Linked DNA regions of Homo sapiens: region 2 is linked to region 1. Evidence: read pairs that join two places in POLR2A ChIA-PET (ENCODE). Cell type or tissue: OCI-LY7. All regions are shown on one strand.

Evidence for each region. Peaks named below come from ENCODE experiments on the same cell type or tissue, not always from the same donor. Only the 100,000 strongest peaks of a DNase experiment are listed, where the experiment ranks them.
Region 2: POLR2A ChIA-PET joins it to region 1 with 6 read pairs; 2 of 35 experiments call an interaction of 5 or more read pairs at or near these places.

What each region holds. Positions count from the first base shown.
Region 1 is chr19:35,276,264-35,284,263 of GRCh38, reverse strand. It overlaps USF2 (upstream transcription factor 2, c-fos interacting), which reads right to left. Exons shown (of 10, transcript NM_003367.4): 8 at 5,472-5,566; 9 at 5,190-5,318; 10 at 4,443-5,097. The coding sequence ends at 5,008. It overlaps HAMP (hepcidin antimicrobial peptide), which reads right to left and starts at 1,736. Exons shown (of 3, transcript NM_021175.4): 1 at 1,597-1,736. The coding sequence starts at 1,686. RefSeq lists enhancers at 1,365-1,874, 3,261-3,310, 3,401-3,480, 3,920-4,064, 3,571-4,070 and 1 more and a cis regulatory region at 3,986-3,999. In OCI-LY7, no CTCF peak of the experiment used is centred here; a DNase peak (open chromatin) is centred at 3,553; H3K27ac peaks cover 489 bases.
Region 2 is chr19:35,528,120-35,536,119 of GRCh38, reverse strand. SBSN (suprabasin) reads left to right here and starts at 7,809. Exons shown (of 4, transcript NM_001166034.2): 1 at 7,809-8,000. The coding sequence starts at 7,839. It overlaps GAPDHS (glyceraldehyde-3-phosphate dehydrogenase, spermatogenic), which reads right to left and starts at 2,664. Exons shown (of 11, transcript NM_014364.5): 1 at 2,526-2,664. The coding sequence starts at 2,592. RefSeq lists enhancers at 1,678-1,807, 6,658-7,158. In OCI-LY7, no CTCF peak of the experiment used is centred here; no DNase peak of the experiment used is centred here.

The sequences.
Region 1 (8,000 bases):
TGTGTTGCCCAAGCTGGTCTTGAACTCCTGGGCTCAACTGATCTTCCTACCTTGGCCTCCCAAAACTCTGGGATTACAGGTGTGAGCCATGGTGCCTGACTGGCAGATTAAGTTTTTTAAAACATGGCCAGTGAGATTGTGGTTTTCTCCATTTTAAAAACCTACAGGAGGCTGGGCGCAGTGGCTCACGCCTGTAATCCCAGCACTTTGGGAAGCCGAGGTGGGAGAATCACCTGAGGTCAGGAGTTCAAGACCAGTCTGGCCAACATGGTGAAACCCTGTCTCTACTAAAAAAACAAAAATTAGCCGGGCGTGGTGGCAGCCGCCTGTAATCCCAGCTGCTCGGGAAGCTGAGGCAGGAGAATTGCTTGAACCCGGGAGGCGGAGGTTGCAGTGAGCCCAGATGATGCCACTGCACACCAGCCTGAACGACAGAGCGAGACCCTATCTCAGAAAAAAAAAAAAAAGCTTATGGGGGCTTCCTCTTTATTCCAAGGAAAAATCAGTGTCTGCATGGTTGCCCACAAGACTTAGGGACTGCCCACCCCTCAGCCTTATCCCCAAGTCCCACCATCTCCTCTTGTTCAGCCTGACCCTGGGCTATGCTGGCTTGTCCTCTCCTTAGGTCTTTGCTGCCTCCATCTCTCACCCTCCAAGACGAAGGTCAACTGTCACTTTCTCATGAAACACTTGCTTGACTGCCAGCCCCTTGACCATGCCTGTGGTCCCCCAACCCGTGGCATGTGCCTGCTGTCCCAGCTACTTGGGACGCTGAGGTGGGAGGATTGCTTGAGCACAGGAGGTTGAGGCTGCAGTGAACTATGACTGCACCACTGCACTCCAGCCTCAGCAACAGAGGAAGACCCTGTCTCTAAAAAACAAACCAAAAAAGTGACTCTACTGTGTGGCGAATGGGTCACGGTCACTCTACCACTGTCTGTTATGAGATTCACGAATAGAATGTACTAGACACAATTATTTATTCATGTTTTCATCAGTCTTTAACAAATTCCCTGACCAGGATGGAGAAATCTCCTCTCTCATCTACCTTGTTCATGGCCTCGTCCCCACTGTCTAGAATAAGACTCCACACGGCGTAGGGGTTCCGTAAATACCCATGGAATTAGGACCTTCCAGTCCCTGTCACTCGGTGCTTCATTGATTTCTGTTCTTTTTTGGAGATGGAGTCTTGCTCTGTTGCCAGGCTGGAGTGCAGTGGTGCAATCTCAGCTCACTGTGCAACCTCCACCTTGCGGGTTCAAGCAATTCTCCTGCCTCAGTCTCCCGAGTAGCTGGGATTACAGGCACCTGCCACCAAGCCTGGCTAACTTTTGTATTTTTAGTAGAGACGGGGTTTTACCATGTTGGCCAGGCTGGTCTCAAACTGACCTCAAGTGGGCTGCCTGCCTCAACCTCCCAAAGTGCTGGGATTACAGGCATGAGCCACCGTGCCTGTCCTGGTTCCTGTTCAGCTGCCAGTACTCCTGAGACGTCCTGAGCTCTGCTCAGTGCTCGGGTGTCTCCAGTGCCCTAGGCTGAGGCCTGGCTCTCCCATCCCTGCTGCCCTGCTAAGGACCCAGGCCACTGGGCTCTCACCTGTTGTGGGAAAACAGAGCCACTGGTCAGGCTGGCGAGGAGGAGGAGGAGCAGGAGGCAAGCGGCCCAGATCTGGGAGCTCAGTGCCATCGTGCCGTCTGTCTGGCTGTCCCACTGCTGGGTCTTGAGCTTGCTCTGGTGTCTGGGACCGAGTGACAGTCGCTTTTATGGGGCCTGCCAGGGGAGGCGGTGGTCTGAGCCCCCTCCCCTTTGCTCTGTCTCATTTCCAAGAAGGTGGTGGCGCCGAAAAGGCGGGAGAGATAAGCGGGAACAGAGCGACAGGGAACAGGGTTGTGTCACCCTCAGCCGGCAGAGGTGTGTTCAGGGGGTGGGGCAGACGGGGTCACAGACACACACTGCTCACCAGCCATCTGGGGAGCCCTTTCCCCATCACGATGTCATTCTGCTGATCGGGAAAAAAGTTCCCCCTTTTGCTTCAGCGGTTAAGCAGTTTGATGAGCAGAATCAAGGTTCCGCTCTCCTCCACTCACTTCCCCATCGCCTACATGCACACGGGGCATGGCCAGCAGCCGCCAGGCTCCTCAGGAGTGTCTGGCATGTTGGGGGAAGCATCCATTGCTTTAAGCTCTCACCACACGTGCATAGGTTCTGGCAGGGAACACTAGATAGCCCTGAGCAGGGCAAGCATCAGCGTGTGCCCGATCCGCACGTGGTGTTTTCCCAGTGTCAGACCCTTGAGATGTGGCTCTGGTAACTGGAAAATGTTTGAGCAAACTTTTGGCCATAAATGACAGCAGTAATATGGCCCAGCACAGTGGCTTATGCCTGTAATCCCAGCAATTTGGGAGGCCAAGGCAGGAGGGTCGCTTGAGCCCAGAAGTTCAAGACTAGCCTGGGCAACATAGGGAGACCCCATCTCTACAAAAAAAATTTTAAACAAATTTAGCCAGGCGTGGTGGCACACATCTGTAGTCCCAGCTACTTGGGAGGCTGAGGCAGATCGCTTAAGCCCAGGAGGCTGAGGTTGCAGTGAGCTATGATTGTGTGACTGCACTCCAGCCTGGGTGACAGAGTGAGACCCTGTCTATAAAACATAAAATAGCAGTAATAGTAATAGCTAACATCTACAGTCCGATGAGTACATTTTATACGATGGCACATATGTTGACTCACTTCTGCACCAACTCAGCCTGTGCTGCCTGTTCTCCCAGCAGCACTTACTGCCCCACCTTCAGCTCTGCTCTGTATTCAGGGGCTGCCTTCTCAGTCACCCAACCCCAGAGGCCTGGGCTCCCCAGACCCTGCTCCCTTTTAGGAACCTCCTCCCCGTCGGACACTCATTTCCTTCACTTTACAGAAAAGGCACTGAAGGCAGAGATCAGGGCATGGCCCAAGCTTGCTCAGCCAGAGGCAGAGCTGAGATTCTAGCCTGGACAGCCTGACTCCAGGGCTTTTGCTCTTACCCACCAGGTTTCCCCATCTCCCCTAAAACACAGCAGGGCACAGCGGTATGCTAGACCTGGCTCAACATAGCAGACCATGCACATCTCGAAACTCTGCATTCAGTGGCATCATGCTGGTATCCTGAAATCAGCAGCAGTGGGAGTCTTGACACCCAGAAATTGGCAAGCACTACAAGCCAGGGATGTTTTTGGGGAGCCGGTTCCTTAGGACACCACTAGCTGGGGGATGAACCCAGGCTGCCTGACTGCAGTGCCTTCATTCCTTTCCACTACCAGGCCCAGCTCAGGGTGCACACGGCCCAGGGGATCAACAAACCTTGGTTCCAGATGGGCCCTTGCACATTTTGCCTCTTTGCCTTTTTCATTCCAGGGCCATCCAGTGTCAGCCAAGTCACCAGAGCCCGGGGATGTTGTTGTCGAGGAATGAACACTTCTTCCTGGTTGCTGAACCACTTTCAAGGCCCACTCAAGCACAGAAATGCACAGGCCCTGCCATCTGCCTCCTCATCCACACCACGTGGGAGGCTCCTCTTGTCACAGCCTGGGTAACAAAGCGAGACCCCATCTATACAAAAACTTGGCTGTGGTGCTACGCACCTGTAGTTGGTCAAGGCTGCAGTGAGCCGTGATTGTGTGCCACTGCACCCCAGCCTGGGTGAGAGTGAAACCCTGTCTCTAAAAACTAAATGAATAAAGATGGCCTCAGATGGGAATAGCTAGGAAAAGGAGACAGGGCTCTTGTGGGAAGAGACGAGTGCAGGGAGTGGGGGAATTGGGGAGGAAAGGCAGATGGAGCTCCACAAGGTGAGCAGAGTGGCAAGCCCAGCTCCTGGGAGTTGAAGGGTGCTGCAGGCTGAAGCAGGGCCCAGTGAATAGGGGTGTGCTCACCTGGGGAGACACAGGAGCAGCCCCCAGCCCTACCAGGCATCGCTGCATCTCAGCTGAGGACAGGTTTCATCATCAGCAGGGGCAGGGGTCACAGCACAGGCGCCAGAGCCTTGGTGCAAGGCGACAGGCTGACGGGCCAAGCTTGGCGCCCTGGCCATCTGCCCTCCCTGGGGGTGAGGGGCTCAAGGCCAGGCCCCACTATTGGCTGGTGCAGAGGGGAGGGCTTTGGCCCAGCAGGGCAGGGCCAGGGGCTGGTTGTGTTTTCAGGAACTGTTGACACGGAGACCCCTGCCTCTCCTCCAACATGGGACATGTCCTTGACCCCAGCTCCCCACACCCTCATGCACGTCTAGGGCCTCAAAGGGGACATTCATTCCTTAATTCCTCCATCCATCCAACCAACCACTGGGTAATGGGTGGTGCAGCTGGCAGGGACCATGCACAGCCATGTGCACAACAGCAGAACCATGCCTCGTGGAGCTCTGCAGACCCCAGGCCCCCTCCCCACTCCTGAGATGGACAAACACACAAGCAGACAAGGCGGGGGCCACATGGGGCCAGTTTATTGCAGTTAAATACCTCTCTCTCTATTTTTTTTTTGTCAATTTTTCCATAAAGAAAATTAAAACACACACACACACCCCCAAAGGGGAGCAGGGACCCAGAAACAAGAGGTGGGGTGGGACGTGGCCTCCCTGCATAGGTCCAGGCCCCGGGTGGCCCCCCAAAGGCTCCCCTCCTTCCCATCAGCACCCTGTCTCAGTACCTCCAGAGAGCAGGAGGCAGCGGGACGTGGCAGGGCCTCTGTCCCCTCCCTCTTGCCTCCAGGTGAGACCACTAGAAGTGCCGGGGCTTAGTGAGGGCCGGGAGAAGGGCGACAGACAGACGGATGGGCAGGGAGGATACCGTTTCCAAGTGGAGGAGGGCGGTGGGCACTGTATCCACAGAAATGCATTATTTCTCCCCGTTTTTTGTTAAAAATCTACTATAAAAAAACGCAGCTGGGGGAGGGGCATGTGTCCCTCTCTGTGCTAAGGGCTGGGGAAGGGGGCAGCAGAGGCCGGCGTGGGCGGCGGCGGCTGCGTGGTGGTGGCGGGCGTCACTGCCGGGTGCCCTCGCCCACCATCTCCAGGTTGTGCTGCTGCAGCTGGGCTCGAAGCAGGGCGTTCTCATTCTTCAGCTCCTCGATCTGGCGGACACGACGGAGGTCAAGGGAGCTGAGGGCCAGCGCCTTGCATCTGGGGCTCCTGGGCCCTGACCCGCTCCAGGCCCCGCACCCACCTGCTGCCTCAGGAGCTCGTTGTCCATCTGCAGCCGCTCGGCCTCTTTGAAGGTCTCCTGCATGCGCTGGTTGGTCTGGCGCAACTCCCGGATGTAATCGCAGGCCTTGGACAGGATCCCTCCTTTACTCTGGGGGGCGAGGGGACCAGGAGCCTTAGGGCAGGCACCGCCCACCGGCCTCCACCCCAGGGATGACTCCCGAGCCCCATGGCTGTTGGACTTTCTGCATGCAAGGGTCGGGGGCCGGGACCACCGCAGACACTGAGGGTCCGGGGTGCTCACCGCTCCCGTCTTGCTGTTGTCTGCGTTACAGTCTGGAATGATTTTCGAAAGCTGGACGATCCAGTTGTTGATCTTGTCCCTCCGCCTCCGCTCCACTGCGGAAAACAGAGTCACAGCCACGGCTTCGCTGACGGATCATGCCTGAGCGGCCGTCCTCACAGGGCAGAGGCTCAGCCCAAGGACACCCAGGAACAGTGCAGGCCCCACCGAGACCACAGCCCTGGGAAGTGAGGGGCCGCACCCTGAGCCCAGCCGGCCCCCACCCCAGCTTCTCAAGAGGAACAAAGAAACGTGGGCCCTCCAGTGCCACACATGCTTTTAGGACGGGCATCAAAGGCCAGGCACTTGGAGATCATTTTGCAGGCCTGCCCCACCATACTTGTACAAATTTTAATCGACAGTTAAAAATAAGGAAATTTCTCATGGTAATTGGCATCACTGGCTTCTTTTGAGAAATGGAGCTCTGGTCACAGTGGGCACATACTGGAAGGCAGGGATGGACAGAGCCACTCTTCGCAGGACCAGTGCCCCTTTTTGGCTCCTGCGGCCCCTGCACTGCATTCTCCAGTCTCCCCAGAGACTCTGGCACCGTGATTTTGTTTTTTTTCCTCATCTCTAAATCCAAGTCTGACCATGTTTCACCCCTGCTTAAAATCCTTCCACAGGGCAATGGCAGATCCCAACTGGTACTTGCAGCTCCCAGGGCCTGGCCCACAAAGCACCAGCTCACCCAGGAAAGACCCAAATCCTATGTTGAAGGCCAGAGATGGCAACTCATAGAAGGTTTTACTTAAAAAACCCAGATTTGTGATTTTACTCCATAAAACTCCACAATCTCATGCCAACTGTGTCAGCTGGGTGGCAGCTATCCCCAGACAGAGCACATGCCTTTCTCTGGCCACATCCCATCCTGACACCTGCCTGGGGACTGTGTGCTGCGGAGCCTGAGACCCCTGACTCAGGACCTGCTAAAGCCAGGCTGTCCCAACCCTGGCTGCCAAGCCCCAGCACCAGGCACCGTGGGGACAGGAAAGAACGCTCAGCTACCCCCAACTCCTACCCCACGGACCCCCAGCCCCCTGCCAGGGTGGCTCATGCTGTCTGCACCATTTGTGGAGGGGAACGAAGCCCTATAGCTAGGGCACATGTGGCAGGAAGGCCAGGGGGTCTTTTCAAAGCCTTGGATAATGGTGATGAAACCGGTCAGGGGTCCAGTGAGCCTGAGAAGGAGGGGTGGGCCACAGCCTGCCCGTTACCCTCACACCCCGAGATCGGCAGCTCCCCAGACCTGCCGTTCCCTTGAAAAGGCTGGGGCCCACCCACCAGCAAACCCCTCTGGCTTCTCTGGGCTGTGGCCGCATGCTGCTGACTGGCCTCTCCCTGCCTCCAGTGCCTCCCACTCAGGCCTGAGTGACAAACCCTCCGATGGATGCGGACTCTCCTTCTCCCACCGTGACCTCTCTTCCCTGGCCCCTTCCATCCTTGTGCTCCCTCTTTCCTCCAAAACCAATAGCCCAAGATCAGTGCTTGCTATGGAGCACGGTCCAGGCCCTGCACTGGGCTCAGCGAGTGCTTGCTCCCCTATTACTATCGCGGTGCGCTGAACCTTCCCACCAAAGACAACCACACCCGCCTTTGGGAACTCTGGCCAAAAGCAGCAGCGGAGCTGAGAGTCCAGGCCTGGAGGCACCGCTGGCGCAGTCCCCAGCAGAGCGCTCCTCGCCCAGGGGTCTGTGGAGGAACTCGGCAGGCGGCCTCGTTTCAGCCTCTGCCCTCCCACAGTCCTCTCGAGAGCTGGGCGCCGGCTGCAGGTACATCCTCTCCAGAGCAAGCTTACTTCTTACACACCTACTCCCCGCCCTACTATGTGCCAGGCCCTCCGCCAGGCTGGGGTCCAGGGTGGAAGCAGCCCCGGTGCGCCCCATGGGCACTCGCAGCACCACTGTGGGCAAGTGGCACTAACCCCATTGCATTCGTGTCATCACTGAAGATGGTACAAAGTGCCTCGGGAACGCCAGGCGCCGAGCCATGGCCTCTGCATGGGAATGGGGGTGGGATGAATCCTCAGAGATCCAGGAAACATTCGGGCTGGTTTCTGAGAGAAAGACTCTAAGGCAGGCAGCTGGGAAGATCCCAGAAATGGTGGCCTGAAAACCATTTCAGGGTATGCAGGGGTGGGAAAAGGTTGTAAAGATCGGTTGTCAAGGCCTTGTGTGCTCTGCTCGCAGGTCAGGACCGCATCTCCTCCTCCTCCAGAGTCCCAGGCCCTTGAATCCAGGCCCTGACATTAGCAGGCGGTAATGCTGTCCAGCCTGTGGCTTCGGAAGACCATCATGGCACATTTGAAATACAGGAAGACCCATTAGGACCAAGGCCACGTTCATTCCACAGAAGCACTTCAGTTACTCCATAGGAAACTTAAAATTCAGAAGCTGGGTGGGGTGGCTCACGCCTGTAATCCCAGCACTTTGGGAGGGTGGATCACATGAGGCCAGGAGTTTGAGACCAGCCTGGCCAACATGGCGAAAC
Region 2 (8,000 bases), 250 kb before region 1:
TAGATTGTTCCCCGAATTTGTCCAATAATTGATTTAGCCCAGTGGTCCCCAAACTGTTCCATGATAGGAGTCGTCGGAGTGGCCAGGCGTGGTGGCTCACACCTGTAATCCTGGCACTTTGGGAGGCCAAGGTGGGTGGATCACTTGAGGTCAGGAGTTCAAGACCAGCTTGGCCAACATGGAGAAACCTGTTCTCTACTAAAAATACTGTAATCCCAGCTCCTCGGGGGGCTGAGGCAAGAGAATCTCTTGAACCTGGGAGGCGGAGGGTGCAGTGAGCCGAGATTGCGCCACTGCACTCCAGCCTGGGCGACAGAGTGAGACTCTGTCTCAAAAAAAAAAAAAAATCACCTGAGGAGGGCTCTTCCTAGAAAAATCGGACTCAGTGGGTCTGTATGGAGGCCCAGAAATCCTGTTTTTAATCAGCACTCCAGGCCGGGAGCGGTGGCTCACGCCTGTAATCCCAGCACTTTGGGAGGCCGAGGCAGGCAGATCACCTGAGGTTGGGAGTTTGAGACCAGTCTGACCAACATGCAGAAACCCCGTCTCTACTAAAAATACAAAAAAATTAGCCAGGCGTGGTGGCACATGCTTGTAATCCCAGCTACTCAGGAGGCTGAAGCAGGAGAATCGCTTGAACCCAGGAGGCGGAGGTTGTGGTGGGCGAGATCGTGCCACTGCACTCCAGCCTGGGCAACAAGAGCGAAACTCCATCTCCCAAAAAAAAATAAAAAATAAAATAAGCACTCCAGGCATTTCTTATCCTCAGGGAAGCTTAGAGAGTACCGTGTATCATACTCTGTGAAACCCATGGAAGCTCACATTGGCTCCCACCTCTCCACACACACTCCTGCTCCCAGACTGCACTTAAAAACACCTGCGCCTGGAGGTAGCAGCCGCCTGAGCTACAGAGGAGGGCTTGAGAAGAGGGGAGAAGTGGAGACTCAGGGGACCTGGTGGCAGAGAGTTTCAAGCTGGAAAGTCAAGCCTGGCTCAGTCCACACAGACCTGCTGCTCTGTGGATTTGAGCAAGTTAATGAACCTCTTGGGGCTGATCCCCCACCTAGGGGCTGCTGTGAGGGCGCAGTGAGATCTCGAGGCCCACACATAGGAGCTGATTTTAATAGAGGAGGGAAGTCTGATCCTACACAGATTCCTGAGGAAAGGGAGACAGCAGGGGGTGGAGAAGGGCTGGAAGGGGGTAGTGGGAGTCCAAGTTTTTGGCACCAAATCAAAGGCACCTGGGGGGTGGTGGGGCTGGGAGCCGGGGGCCAGCTGGCCTGTCTGTCTCCCTGACCTCTCCCTGTTGCCACAGACCTTGTGGCCTGAGGCTGGACTATAGGTGTTTCCAGTGGCTGTCCAAGTTCATGAAGGTGTTAGTGTTTATTGGTGAACTTGAGGATGTTTGCATCCTTGGGGGTTGTTTCTGCTATGGGAGAAAGGGGATTTGTCCACCTGGTTCAGGTGGGAATCTGAGCCCAATGGGTGACCCTTCCGAAGAAAACTCAGATGGTCCTCCTCTCCCAGCACTCCCAGCCTTGCACTCTCTTCCCCTCCACTGTAGGGGTGGGGTCCCCCGGTTGGAGAAAAGCCTGGGGGCTAGCTGGGTGCTGCCCCCAGCTCCTCACTGCGTCCTCCCACTGAATCCCGAGAGGCATGCGCTATAAACCCACTTTACAGAGGGGAAAATGAAGCCTGAGGCCACGGAGCAGTGATGCGCAGGGCAGGGGTTCAAGTCTCATGAGGCTGGTAAGCCTGTCTGCTCCTGTGTCTTCCAGGGTCTCCTGGACCAAAGCCCCAGCCCCACCTACCCCTGCGGCCCCCGCCCTTGGGAAGTGAGGGAACAGTGTGGGAATGGAGGCAGCCCACCGGAAGACCTGGTTCCTCCGGCTAGAGTGAGTGAGTGAGTGTGTGTGTGTGTGTGTGCGCGCGCGCGGGCGCGCCGCCCTTGTTGAGAGACTAAGGAAGTAGTTTGCCCTCTCTTAACCTCTGTTGGCCGCTCTGTAAACTGCGGGCACACTCTGGCCTTCTCAGGTGGTGGTGAGGCTTCCCTGAGCTCTCGCCTGCGAAGTGGTCAGCACGTCCCCGGCAAGGTTCCAAGTGTCCTTGTTTTGTGCATCACAGGGAGGGCAAAGCTCACCTCACGCGAAGCGCCATGAACATCACTTTTACATGGAAGCCCAGCACCCCTGGGTTCTCCCTAAGCCCCTCCTAAGCCCGCCCACTTCCCGCCACTTTCAGGCTGCAGCCTCCGATGGCCCTCGTTTCTGCTCTTTCTACCGCGTGATAGCGGCGCGAAGCCCACCCAGCCCTGGGGGCGGAGGCCCGGTCTCCCCGCCATGGCAGTAAACCCCACTCTGCCAGCACACTGGCGGGTGTGGAGGGAGGGAGAGCGGCTGATCCCCTGGTCCCTAGATGGTGCACACGCCAGGAAGGGCGGTAGGGATACGGCACAGGTGTGAGGGTGCAGACGCTCCCCACTACCCTTTCCACCCCTCCCCCGCGCCCTCCGCTGCCTCCCTCACCCGGGCACGGCTGTCGCAGCAACTGGACAACGGTGACATTGGTGAGGACGATGTCGCGCTTCGACATGGCCTCTTATAAGGTTATCATTGGCCTGGACCTGCTGTGATGTTACCGAGGTGCGTGCGGAGCGCCAGGGCTGTGGGTCCTGGGCTAATTGCCCTGATGTCACAGCACCCAGTGACGTCACAGTACCCAGTGACGTCGCCGAGGGGCGGCGCCCAAGCCAGAGGCCTGACACCATCGCATCCCATCCCCGTAGAGGCATGGGACGTCAGCACGCTATGCATCACCGTTCCACGGCCACGCACTGCCGTCTGGAATGGAATCCCACTTTTTAAAATTATCATTTGTTTATTTATTTTGAGACGGGGTGTCACTCTTTCTCCTAGGCTGGAGTGCAGTGGTGCAATCATGGCTCACTGCAGCCTTGAACTCCTGGGCTCAAGCGATCCTCCCGCCTCGGCCTCCTGAGTAGCTGGGACTACATGTGCAGCCACCACTGCAGGCTATTTTTACTTTTTATTTTTTTGTAGAGAGAGGGTCTCACTCTTTTGCTCAGGCTGGTCTAGAACCCTTGGGCTCAAGCGATCCTCCCACCTCGGCCTTCCAAAATGCTGGGATTACAGGAGCGAGCCACCACACCCAGCCTGGAATCCCACCTTTTACACTGTTCCTGAAAGCCCTTTCCTCTTCTCTGTCTCTTGAAGCACACAGGTTCCATGCTGTCCCTTGGATTCTCCAGTGGAGTGACTCTTGCTGCCTCCGTATGCCTGGAAGGCCCACCCAGGGCTTCCCTTGGCTGCCTCTTGGTTTCCCACCCTTTAAGAGAGGCTTTCTACACTCTGCATCTAAGTTCCCTCCTTTCTCTGTCACTGTCAGCCGTCACCCCCTTCCCAATTTCTGCCCATCTTCCAGGAAGCCTTGTCTGACTTCTCCATTCTGAGTTATGCTTCAGTGTGCAAAATTTCTCTAGGGCTACACTGTCTATGTTTTTATTTTCCTTAGAGCACATGTCTCTCTAAAAATTGTTTGTTTTCTTGCCAACTGTCTCTGTCCACCAGACTGTAAGCTCTGAGAGGACAGGGACGTCATCTATGTCACTTCTGTATCCCATTGACAAGAAAAGTGTTTGGCACCTGAAAGGTGTTTGTGGGCTGGACGCAGTGGCTCATGCCTGTAATCCCAACACTTTGGGAGGCTGAGGTGGGAGGATCATTTGAGTCCAGGAGTTTGAGACCAACATGGGCAATGTGGCAAAACCCTGTATCTACAAAAAATAAAAAAAGTAGCCAGGTGTGGTGGTGCATGCCTGTTGTCCCAATTATTAGGGAGGCTGAGGTGGGAGGATCACTTGAGCCTAGGAGGTCAAGGCTGCAGTGAGCTGTGATTGTGTCACTGCACTCCAGCTGGGAGACAGAGCAAGACCCTGTCTGAAAAAGGCGTTAGCCCAATAAACTATACCTGAATGAATAAATGTCAATTCCTCAGGTTTCATCTGATCGCTAATCTTTTCTTTTCTTTTCTTTTTTTTGAGACAGAGTTTCGCTCTTGTTGCCTAGGCTGGAGTGCAATGGTGCGATCTCAGCTCACCGCAACCTCCGCCTCCTGGGTTCAAGTGATTCTCCCGCCTCAGCCTCCTGAGTAGCTGGGACTACAGGCGTGCGCCACTACACCTAGCTAATTTTTTTTTTGTTTTTGTATTTTTAGTAGAGACGGGGTTTCACCATGTTGGCCAGGCTGATCTCAAACTCCTGACCTCAGGTGATCCATCTGCCTCGGCCTCCCAAAGTGGTGGGATTACAGGCGTGAACCACCTCGCCCGGCCCTGATCGCCAATCTTATCAAACTCTTCACGTTATATCTTCTCGCAGCACCCATTCTTTTCCTTGTAGCTTTTCATGTAGTTTGTCATGATCTACTGATTGGTTTATTTGTTCGATGTCTCCCCCTTGGGCTCTAAGCCCCTCACAGGGCTCCTGTTCTTGTTTGTTTGTTCACGACTGTGCCTCCAGCACTTAGAACAATACAAAGCAGGTTTTCAATGAACGTCTGACAAAGAACAAGTGGACAAACAGCTCCCTCCCCTGCAGCCCCGGGGTAGGGGTTTGCTTGCACCTCAGTGACTCACAGGCAGGCACCATCACCTGCACAGCAGGTTGACACGCAGCTGTGACCAAGGTTCAGGGGGAGTGGGGGTTTGTGCCAGGAAGGAGTCACCATCCCAGAGAGGGATGGATGCAAGAAGGGGCAGAATGACATAACCTCTTCCTTCCGCCAACATCCATGAGAAATTCATTTGCCAAGCACCTGCCATGGGACCAGGGCAGGGTGAGGCTCTCCTGCTTTGATGGCCTGGGAGAAGAAAGTAAACTAAGTGTACAGGTGAGGAGGTTTTAACGAACCGAGACCAAAACACAGATGATTAATTAAACAAAGGGAGCTACATTTTGGTGTACAATCAAGGAGGTGAAAAATATAACCTCAACAAAACCAGGATTCAAAAGGGGCTGATTTTGGCTGGGTGCAGTGGCTCACACATGTAATCCCAGCACTTTGGGAGGCCGAGGCAGGTAGACCACCTGAGGTCAGGAGTTTGAGACCAGCCTGGCCAACATGGTGAAACTCCATCTCTACTAAAAATACAAAAATTAGCCAGGTGTAGTGGCATGCATCTGTAATCCTAGCTACTCGGGAGGCTGAGGCAGGCGAATCACTTGAACCTGGGAGGCGGAGGTTGCAGTGAGCCGAGATTGCCACTGCACTCCAACCTGGGCAACAGAGTGATACTTCATAAAAAAAATAAATAAAATAAAGAAAGGACAACTCCAGGCCATTCTCAGTTATGGAGCCAGATGCTGAAGTCCTGAATCGAATCGTGCCACATGGGAATAGAGAGACAGAGGAGAGGGACTGAGGCTGGCAGAAGATGAAAGGATGGGGTGGAGAGGGATAGAGAAGATGGAACACAGTTCAGGCCAGGCACAGTGGCTCACGCCTGTAATCCCTGCCCTTGGGGAGGCCGAGGTGGGCGGATCACCTGAGGTCAGGGGTTCGAGACCAGCCTGGCCAACATGGTGAAACCCCGTCTCTACTGAAAGTACAAAAATTAGCTGGGCATCATGGCAGGTGCCCGGCTAATCCCAGCTACTCGGGAGGCTGAGGCAGAAGAATCACTTGAACCCGGGAGGCGGAGGTTGCAGTGAGCCGAGATCATGCCACTGCATGCCAGCCTGGGGGATAGAGTGAGACTCTCCCTCCAAAAACACAAAAAGAAGATGGAACACAGTTCAAAGTGGGAGAAATCCCACCTCTTGATCTCTGGGTGGGTTAGGATTCTGACACTCATCACCCACTCTTCTCTGCCCAGCCACCTCCTGGTATGGGAAACTCCATCATTTCGGCCCTGGACCAGGGCAGAAAAACCACACCTGAGTTTGCCCAGGAATTTGGCTTTGTCCCTGGAGTGTGAAACCGGGAAACAGATTTGATGAGCTCAAGCTTGGAGAGGTGGCACACTTAGTCACCCTCTATAGGCAGAGCCCAGAGAAGGCAGAAGCTTCTGGATATCTGTCCTGGGATGCCTGTCTTTGGGTGGAGTCAAGTGTCCAGGAGCTGGAGAGGAACCCCGGGTCCTCTGAGGGGAGTGGGCCTTGGCGCCTTTGTTTGAGCAAAGCCTGAAAACACGTGCAGATTCTCGCCACACCTGGGCACCCACACACATAGCTCTGCCACCTCCAGCTGCTCACACCCTGCACATTGTTCCTGCCTGGCCTTCCCACCAGCAATCCCACCTCCACCCCTCTCTCAGTCTCTCCCCTTGGCACCAAAACCCAAATATCTTTCACCCCTGCACCTACTGTACCCACCCACTGGCTCTCGTTCTGGTCTTAGCCTCCCTCCCAACTGGCTTCTAGATGCATCTGCTGCCCCAAGCCTGCCCACCACCACCTGCCCTTCCTTCCGATGCCCTTTTCATGCCTGAGGCCAGACTCTCAGCTGTTTCCCCTCCAACCCGAGCCAATATGTCAACACTTGGGGCTTCAGGTTGGGGCTTAGGAGGCCCCATGTCGGGAGGGCAGGAAGGATGAGGGCCTGGCCCCAGCCCAGGTTCTGGCTCACAGGCTCCTGCTGCCCTGGGTCTTCGGCCCCTCCCCGTGGCTGCCTCAACCGGCTTTTCAGGAGACACTGCGTCCTGTTCCAGCTCGTGGCAATCAGCCCCCTGCCCTTGCCCAAGGGCTGGGAGGCAGGAGGTCTGGGTTCTGCGACAGGAATGGGATCCTGCCTCCAAAATCTGCGGCACTCCACAAGGGACTCTATGCTGCCCTGGCGACCCAGGCGCCCTTCCCTCCAGCACCCTGTGAGACCCAGACTCGGGCTCGGAGTCTCTTTCCTTGGCCTGTTCGAATCCATCCATTTGTCCAGTCAATAAATATTTACTGAACCCCAGGCAGTGTTCAAGAAGCTAGGAATACAGCAGTGATCAACACGACCAATTTACATTGCTAGTAGGTGAGACAGGCAATAAAAAATAAAGGTAATTTCAGATTTTTTTTTTCTGTGAAAACAAAAGGGTGATACTACAGAGTATAATTAATGCCATGTTATGGTCAGGAGAGGTTTTCTTGCGAAGTTGGCATTTAAGTCAAGTACGGATGAGGAGGAGCCAGCCACGTGAAGATCTGGGTTCTGCATTCCAGGCAGAGAGAGGAGCATGTGCAAAGGCCCTGCAGCAGGAATGAGCTTGGTGTGTTTGTGGAACAGGGAGAAGGCCTGTGTGGCTGGAATGGAATGAGTGAGGGCAGGGGCTGGCCCACAAGAACGAGGTCTGATGACTCCTTCATCCCACCTAGTGTTCTCCCCTCTCCAGACGGTGCCTCCCATCATTCTAGCCCCTCACTGCCTGGGGAGCTGGAGGCTTAGATGCCTGAGAGGAGTGAGGTGTTGAAGAATTGCCTGCATCCCAGGGATGGAGCATGGTGGAAGGTGGGTTTGCGAGAGAGGAGGCCTGGACAGTGGGTGAGGAATGAAAGAGGAGGTGGTTGGAAGGGCAGACACCCATCTCTGGGGTGGAGGGCAAGGAGCAAAGATGCCAGAGTTCTTCTCCATCCATGACTCACCCTCTCTTCCTCCTCCTCTCCATTGCTCAACTCCAAATCTCCCTGGGAAACACCTCCTTGACTGAAGACCAACTCAGTGCCTCACAGGGGTAATTGAGTCATGAGGGGTGGAGAAGAGGGCGAGAGGGAGAGAGGATAAATAGCAGCGTGGCTTCCCTGGCTCCTCTCTGCATCCTTCCCGACCTTCCCAGCAATATGCATCTTGCACGTCTGGTCGGCTCCTGCTCCCTCCTTCTGCTACTGGGGGCCCTGTCTGGATGGGCGGCCAGCGATGACCCCATTGAGAAGGTCATTGAAGGGATCAACCGAGGGCTGAGCAATGCAGAGAGAGAGGTGGGCAAGGCCCTGGATGGCATC